Linked DNA regions of Homo sapiens: region 2 is linked to region 1. Evidence: read pairs that join two places in POLR2A ChIA-PET (ENCODE). Cell type or tissue: Panc1. All regions are shown on one strand. Each heading gives the region's core, and the rest is flanking DNA. Links, peaks and the distances in the headings are about the cores only.

Region 1 (2,895 bases), core at 263-2,762:
ATGGGGCTGTGGGAACAGGGCTATGGGCACAGGGCTGGCGTGGGTCATCCGGCCCCGGGGAGGGGGCACAGGGTATGGGCGCGGGGCTGGCGTGGGTCATCCGGCACCGGGGAGGGCGCACAGGGTATGGGCGCGGGGCTGGCGTGGGTCATCCGGCCCCGGGGAGGGGCACAGGGCCGCAGGTGTGCGGCTGGTGCTCAGGCCTCCCTGCCCTCTGCAGAGCCGCCCGGCTGCCCTGCTCCGTCACCCGTGCTACCTCAGCGGCTACCAGACCACACTGGCCCTGGGCCCGCTGTATGAGTCACCCTGTGTCCACGCCACGCCCCCGCTGAGCCTCCCCCAGAACCTCACAGTTGAAGGGACAGGCAACCCTGGAGCCTGCGTCTCAGCCATCCGGGAACTTTTCAACTTCTCCAGCTGCCAGGGCCAGGAGGACTGCGCCTTTGACGGGGTCTACCAGCCCCCGCTGCGGGGCCAGTTCTATGTGAGCACCTACACTGCCCCCACCAGGGGTCCGGGCTTCCTTGTGAGGCCTCAGGTGCCTGTCTGACTCCAGCAGGCCCAGGAGGGGCCCAGGCTGGCTCTTAGGGGCTCTGGGAGCCCGGGTGGGGTGGATCTGGCCCAGCGTGGCCACAGCGAAGGCACAGCCACCTCCCCTCTCACTCAGGCCTTCTCCAACTTCTACTACACCTTCCACTTCCTGAACCTCACCTCCAGGCAGCCCCTGAGCACGGTCAACGCCACCATCTGGGAGTTTTGCCAGAGGCCCTGGAAACTGGTGGGTGGGCCCTGGGCTCCCTGGCTGCAGCGAGGGTCCCTGAGGGTACAGGGCTGCCTCGGGCAGGATGCTGGAGCCTCATTCTGGGCAGCACGGCCAGCAGGGCCGGGGGAGGCAAGGGCAGAGGACAGCTCCAGGCCGTGCCACTCCAGGTAGGAGGCTGTGGCCACGGCCGCAGCTGGGCCCAGCCTCTGGCCCGCCAAGAAGGGGCCGCAACCCGCACCACGTAACTGGTCGGTGGGGCCAGGGAGGGGCTCTCTACCACTGCCCGGCACCCTCTTGTTGTCTGCGTGCTCAGGTTGGCCAGGACAGATGGGGCGGTCCCCGCATGACTGGGGATCAGGGGCCCTCACCTCGCCTCTTGGTCTCCTGGGCCCCAGGTGGAGGCCAGCTACCCTGGGCAGGACCGCTGGCTGCGGGACTACTGTGCCTCAGGCCTGTACATCCTCACCCTCCTGCACGAGGGCTACGGGTTCAGCGAGGAGACCTGGCCCAGCCTCGAGTTCCGAAAGCAGGTGACTGCCTCCCCTGGGCGTGGGCGGGGCGTGGGCGTGGGCAGGTCGTGGTCCTGGGGTAGCTGCCCCGCAGCCCTGAGCAGCCGTGTGTCCCGCAGGCGGGCGGTGTGGACATTGGCTGGACACTGGGCTACATGCTGAACCTGACCGGGATGATCCCGGCCGATGCGCCGGCTCAGTGGCGGGCAGAGAGCTACGGCGTCTGGGTGGCCAAAGTGGTGTTCATGGTGCTGGCCCTGGTGGCGGTGGTGGGGGCTGCCTTGGTCCAGCTCTTCTGGTTGCAGGACTAGTGGGAAGGCGGAGGTGGGCCCCCACAGAGCCCACAGGCAGCTGCGTCCCGGATGCTGGAGGCTTCCTGAGCCCTGAGCGCCGTGGGGCCTTGCTCTGTGGCTCTGCCCACGGTCAGGTGACAGCCACCTCCAGGGCACCGTCAGGGTGGTGCTGGCCACAGAGGCTGCATGACCTCCCCTCCCGGCGTCCCTCCCCCAACCTCCTTCCGCAACTGGGCTTCCAGGGCCGTAGGTGCCTTTCTGCACACAGGCCGCCAGGACTCGTGGTGTCTCCAGGCTGTGTGACTGCAGGGCCACATGCTGCCTGCAAACAGGGCAAGACCACGGAGGCACAGGGGTCCTGCTCCTGATGGGGCCTCAGGAGGGGCGGAGAGGGGTGGAAGGGAGGGAGCTGCCCCACCTGGACCCCCGCTCTCCCTGCTGTTGTCTGAGCAGATGGATGGAGTCCAGGCCTGGGGGCTTCTGCTGGGCCAGCCCGGCCTCCCACACCCACTTGGAGGGTGAGACTGCAGTGGGGGTTGTTTTTATTAAAAGCATCATGGACACAGCATCATTAGGGCTGATCTCCCTGCTGGGATCGGGGCAGGCGGCCGGGGGCTCCTGACATCCGAGGGCCGGCGGGGACCACGAAGCACTTGGGGAAGATGCCGATGCGGCCGTCACAGTGGCCCTCCAGCCATGCCTGGTCCACTGCAAGGGGGACATCGGGCTCTGCAGGGCGTTACCCAGGCGTGGCCTCTGGGTGCCACGTCTGCTCACAGCACAGGCCGAGCTCTAAGCCCCCCACACCCCGGGCACCACGGTGCTGCCTGGGAAGGGCCATGCCCACCCTACCTTCACACAGGACGTCCACCGTGTCCCCCTGTCGGAAGCCCAGGTCCTCTGGCCCCTGGGCGGAGTAGCTGTGCTGGGCCACCACCTGGTAGAGGACCGGCCGACCCCCGGCTCCCTGAGGCAGGAGAGTGGGCTGCAGGTCGGGCCGGGCACTGGGAGGAGGGGCCTCCACCGCCCCTCAGGGTGCCCCTGCCCCTGCCTCGCCCTTGGCTCACCCTGCACTGCAGCTGCAGCCCCCTGGGGCAGGCAGCTGCGTCCTGCCAGGCCCTCTGCAGCGACTCCTCCTCGGGGATGGGGACCCAGTGCCCGTCCTCACCTGGGGCTAGGTAACTGCAAAGAGATTCCTCAGAGGGGGCCTCCTGGGTGGGGCCTGCAGGGAGGGCAGTGACCTCTGCCACCCCCTCTTCCAGCAGCTGCCTCAGTCGGGGCGGTGCCCAGCTCCACCGCAGCCACCGGGGGCTTTCTGGCCCACCTGAGT
Region 2 (2,895 bases), core at 105-2,604, 68 kb after region 1:
TCAGGCCCGTGGTACGTGCAGGCGGTCAGGGCCCGGCCGTGCCCCGATCGCAGCCAGTGTGGCCTTGGAGCGCTCGCGGGGTGCCCGTCTCCGCCTCGTGGGAAGGGCTAGGACCCCCCAGGCCTCAGGATGCGCTGAGGCTGGGGGTCCTCAGCCTTGGCCCGTCCACTGCAGGCACCATTGTGTTCTGGGGCCCGCAGATGGGTCGTGTGGGAGGTCACGGCTTTGCGCCTTGCCTTGACCCCACCTCCTAGCCTTCCTCTGGCTCATCAGCAATCCCCGAGCAAGGCCCTGGGACCCAGGCTGTGTGGCCAGCCACCCCCTTGAGTCCCTGCTGCCCCATCCAGGCCAAGCCCAGGCCTCCCACCTGTCCCAGCCTATGCAAGGCCTGGCTCAGCACGGGGGGGCTTGTCTGCCAGGCCAGGCCCCTCGGCCTGAGGGCCACGTGGCTGAACACGGGAAGGCCCTGCACTCCGGCCTCAGTGACCAGGTGCTGGTGCAAAAGGGTGGTAGCCCCCTCACCCGCCGTGCTGCCTGGCCCCTCCCAGGCCCTGAGTAATCTGCCGCCTTTGTGTTTGCCAGGCAGCCACGCTGGGCGCGACGTTGAAGCTGCAGTCGGAGCTTGGCGTTGAAAAGGTGAACGTCTTTCTCATGTAAATTGTTTAGGTTCAAACTTGGATAACGCCCAGGTCTCTATAAACAGTGTTTGTTGGAGGTCGGGAGTCCACCAAGCCACAGTGGGGGACAGCAGGGCCATCGGGGGCCGGCGAGGGCCTCCAGAGCCCCCTAAACCACCATCCTCCTCATGGGCTGACCCCAAATCAGACGCAGCCGCACGTACACGAACCCCGTGTCCAGCTGTCCCCTGAAGCCCTGAGTGTGCTCCGTGCAGCAGCTGGGGCCACCCCTTCCCTGGAGTGGGCACCAGCTGCCTCGAGGACACGCAGCCCATGTGCTTCTGGGACCCTCCTCTGCTGCACGCCTCCACCGTGCAGTGGGCTGGGGGAAGCAGTCACCTAACTGTGAATTTCCGGACAGATGACACAGTCCTCGAACCCACAGTGTCTGCAGGGATGGCAGATCCAAGCTTCTACAATGGGACTTCGTGCACATCACAGGGACACAAGGGGAACCTGCTGGTTAAGCAGGGGCAGGGTGGGGGAGTGAGCACCCCTCGGGCAGAGCCAGGTGGGGACGGGACGCATCCTGGTCTCCCTAAAGAGGGAGGGGTGTCTACACAGCCTGCAGGGCTGTGCTCCGGGCGATGGGTGCAGACTCCAGGTCTACAAGAGCTGGGGCCAGAGAGGGCTCTTGGGGCTTCGCGTTCTGCCCGAGGACTGTCCCCCAAGGCACTGCTGGGCAGGTGGGCCCCATGCAGTCGGCGCCAGGCAGCCTCACCTGTGGGGCAGAGGAGGTGGGGGAAGGGAGGTGAGGAGTCTTCTTCGAGGGGCGTTGTCTACGGGAATTCGTTCTTGCTGAGGGAATGGCTGGTGTGCCCCAAGGCCCAGCGCCACAGCCAGGGACTCCCTCAGGGCCTCTTGGAGGCACCGACAGCGTGTGGGTCTTGCAGACCTGCTCGGGAGGCAGTGCTGGTACCATGTGCCACGAGAAGGCATTTCCGGACTACCAGGGCTACTGCCAGTGGTTTGTCTTGGTCCTGCCTCCCCACATTTGGTGACAAATGAGCTTCCCCAGGGTCCCCCTTGCCTCTTAGGGCCTCCAGGCCTTCATCATGGAGATGGGGATGGCCACAGAGCCCAGCAGGAGCCTTGGGCGAGTGTGTGTGAGCGTGAGCACTGGCCGGGCGAGCACTGCTGGGCCTGGACGGCCTCTGGGCCCCTTTCGTTCTGACACTTTGGCCGCTCCCTCTGGGTTGGAGGTGAGTCAGGTTTTGGCTGAGGTGGCGGAGGCTGTGGCCTGACCGTGTGTCCCCCTGCAGATGAGCATCCCACTGCTCCTCCAGGACAAGGTGGCCCTCGTGGAGCGCTATGTGGCCGGCTTCCCGGACCTCCAGAGGAGGCTGCTGGTCCTCATGGATTCCTGGTGCCAGCCCGGCTTTGACATCAAGGACGTTGCCAGGTGAGTCCCGTGGGGCGCTGGCAGCTGGCACCAGATGGCATCCTGGGAGCCCTGGTTAGGGAAGGGAGTGTAGGGGGGCAGCAGGCGCGTGGGAGAGCTCTCCCCAGGAAGTTCTGGTGTTTGGGTCACAGCTGCCATGTGACTGCAGCTGGAGCAGCTGCCTCTGGAGAGGAGCGGCTGGGGCTGGCAGGAGCACAGCCCTCTTCTCCCGAGTGAAAAGAGTTAACTGCTCTTAGAAGAACGAAAATAATTCTCCGTGGTGGCTCTTCTCATGCAGGCATGGCAACCGTACTGCTTTCTTGTTCATCCATTCCTTTGTTCTTTCATCTAATAAAGTTTTTGGAAGCACTTGGTGTGTGACGTCTGTCAGCAATTACAGAGAAAAGGCAGCACCTGACAAGGAGCCCATATGGTGCCTGTATGGATTCAGGGAAGCCATGTGCATGTGTGTGCATGTGTGTGCATGTATGTGTGTGCCCATGTGCATGTGTGCCTGCAGGTGTGCATGTGTGTGTCTCTGTGTGTGCACGTGATATGTGCGTGTGTGCACGTTTGTGTGTGCCTGTAGGTGTGCATGTGTGTGCATGTATGTGTGTGCCTGCAGGTGTGTGTGTGTGCATGTATATCTGTGTGTGCATTGTGTTCGTTTGTGCAGGTGTGTATGTCTGCGTGCATATGATGTGTACATGTGTGTGCCTGCAGGTGTACGTGTGTTTTCGTGCATGTGGTGTGTGTGTGCATGTATGTGTGTGCCTGTAGGTGTGTGTTTGTATGTGTGTGTGCATGGGTGTGTACGTGTGTGCATGTGTGCCTGTG

The links. ChIA-PET counts read pairs that join two places held together with the same protein. Peaks named below come from ENCODE experiments on the same cell type or tissue, not always from the same donor. Only the 100,000 strongest peaks of a DNase experiment are listed, where the experiment ranks them.
Region 2: POLR2A ChIA-PET joins it to region 1 with 5 read pairs; 3 of 35 experiments call an interaction of 5 or more read pairs at or near these places.

The regions. Positions count from the first base shown.
Region 1 is chr9:137,433,602-137,436,496 of GRCh38, reverse strand. NOXA1 (NADPH oxidase activator 1) reads right to left here. Exons shown (of 14, transcript NM_001256067.2): 11 at 2,890-2,895; 12 at 2,633-2,747; 13 at 2,418-2,532; 14 at 2,091-2,273. The coding sequence ends at 2,137. ENTPD8 (ectonucleoside triphosphate diphosphohydrolase 8) reads left to right here. Exons shown (of 10, transcript NM_001033113.2): 7 at 221-484; 8 at 668-778; 9 at 1,159-1,293; 10 at 1,392-2,133. The coding sequence ends at 1,583. Among named protein-coding and RNA genes, the nearest start is that of ENTPD8, 6.3 kb to the left of the region's middle. RefSeq lists silencers at 187-236, 198-452. In Panc1, for the core only: no CTCF peak of the experiment used is centred there; no DNase peak of the experiment used is centred there; H3K27ac peaks cover 501 bases.
Region 2 is chr9:137,365,677-137,368,571 of GRCh38, reverse strand. It overlaps EXD3 (exonuclease 3'-5' domain containing 3), which reads left to right. Exons shown (of 22, transcript NM_017820.5): 6 at 583-636; 7 at 1,940-2,079. Among named protein-coding and RNA genes, the nearest start is that of EXD3, 56 kb to the left of the region's middle. RefSeq lists an enhancer at 1-334. In Panc1, for the core only: no CTCF peak of the experiment used is centred there; no DNase peak of the experiment used is centred there.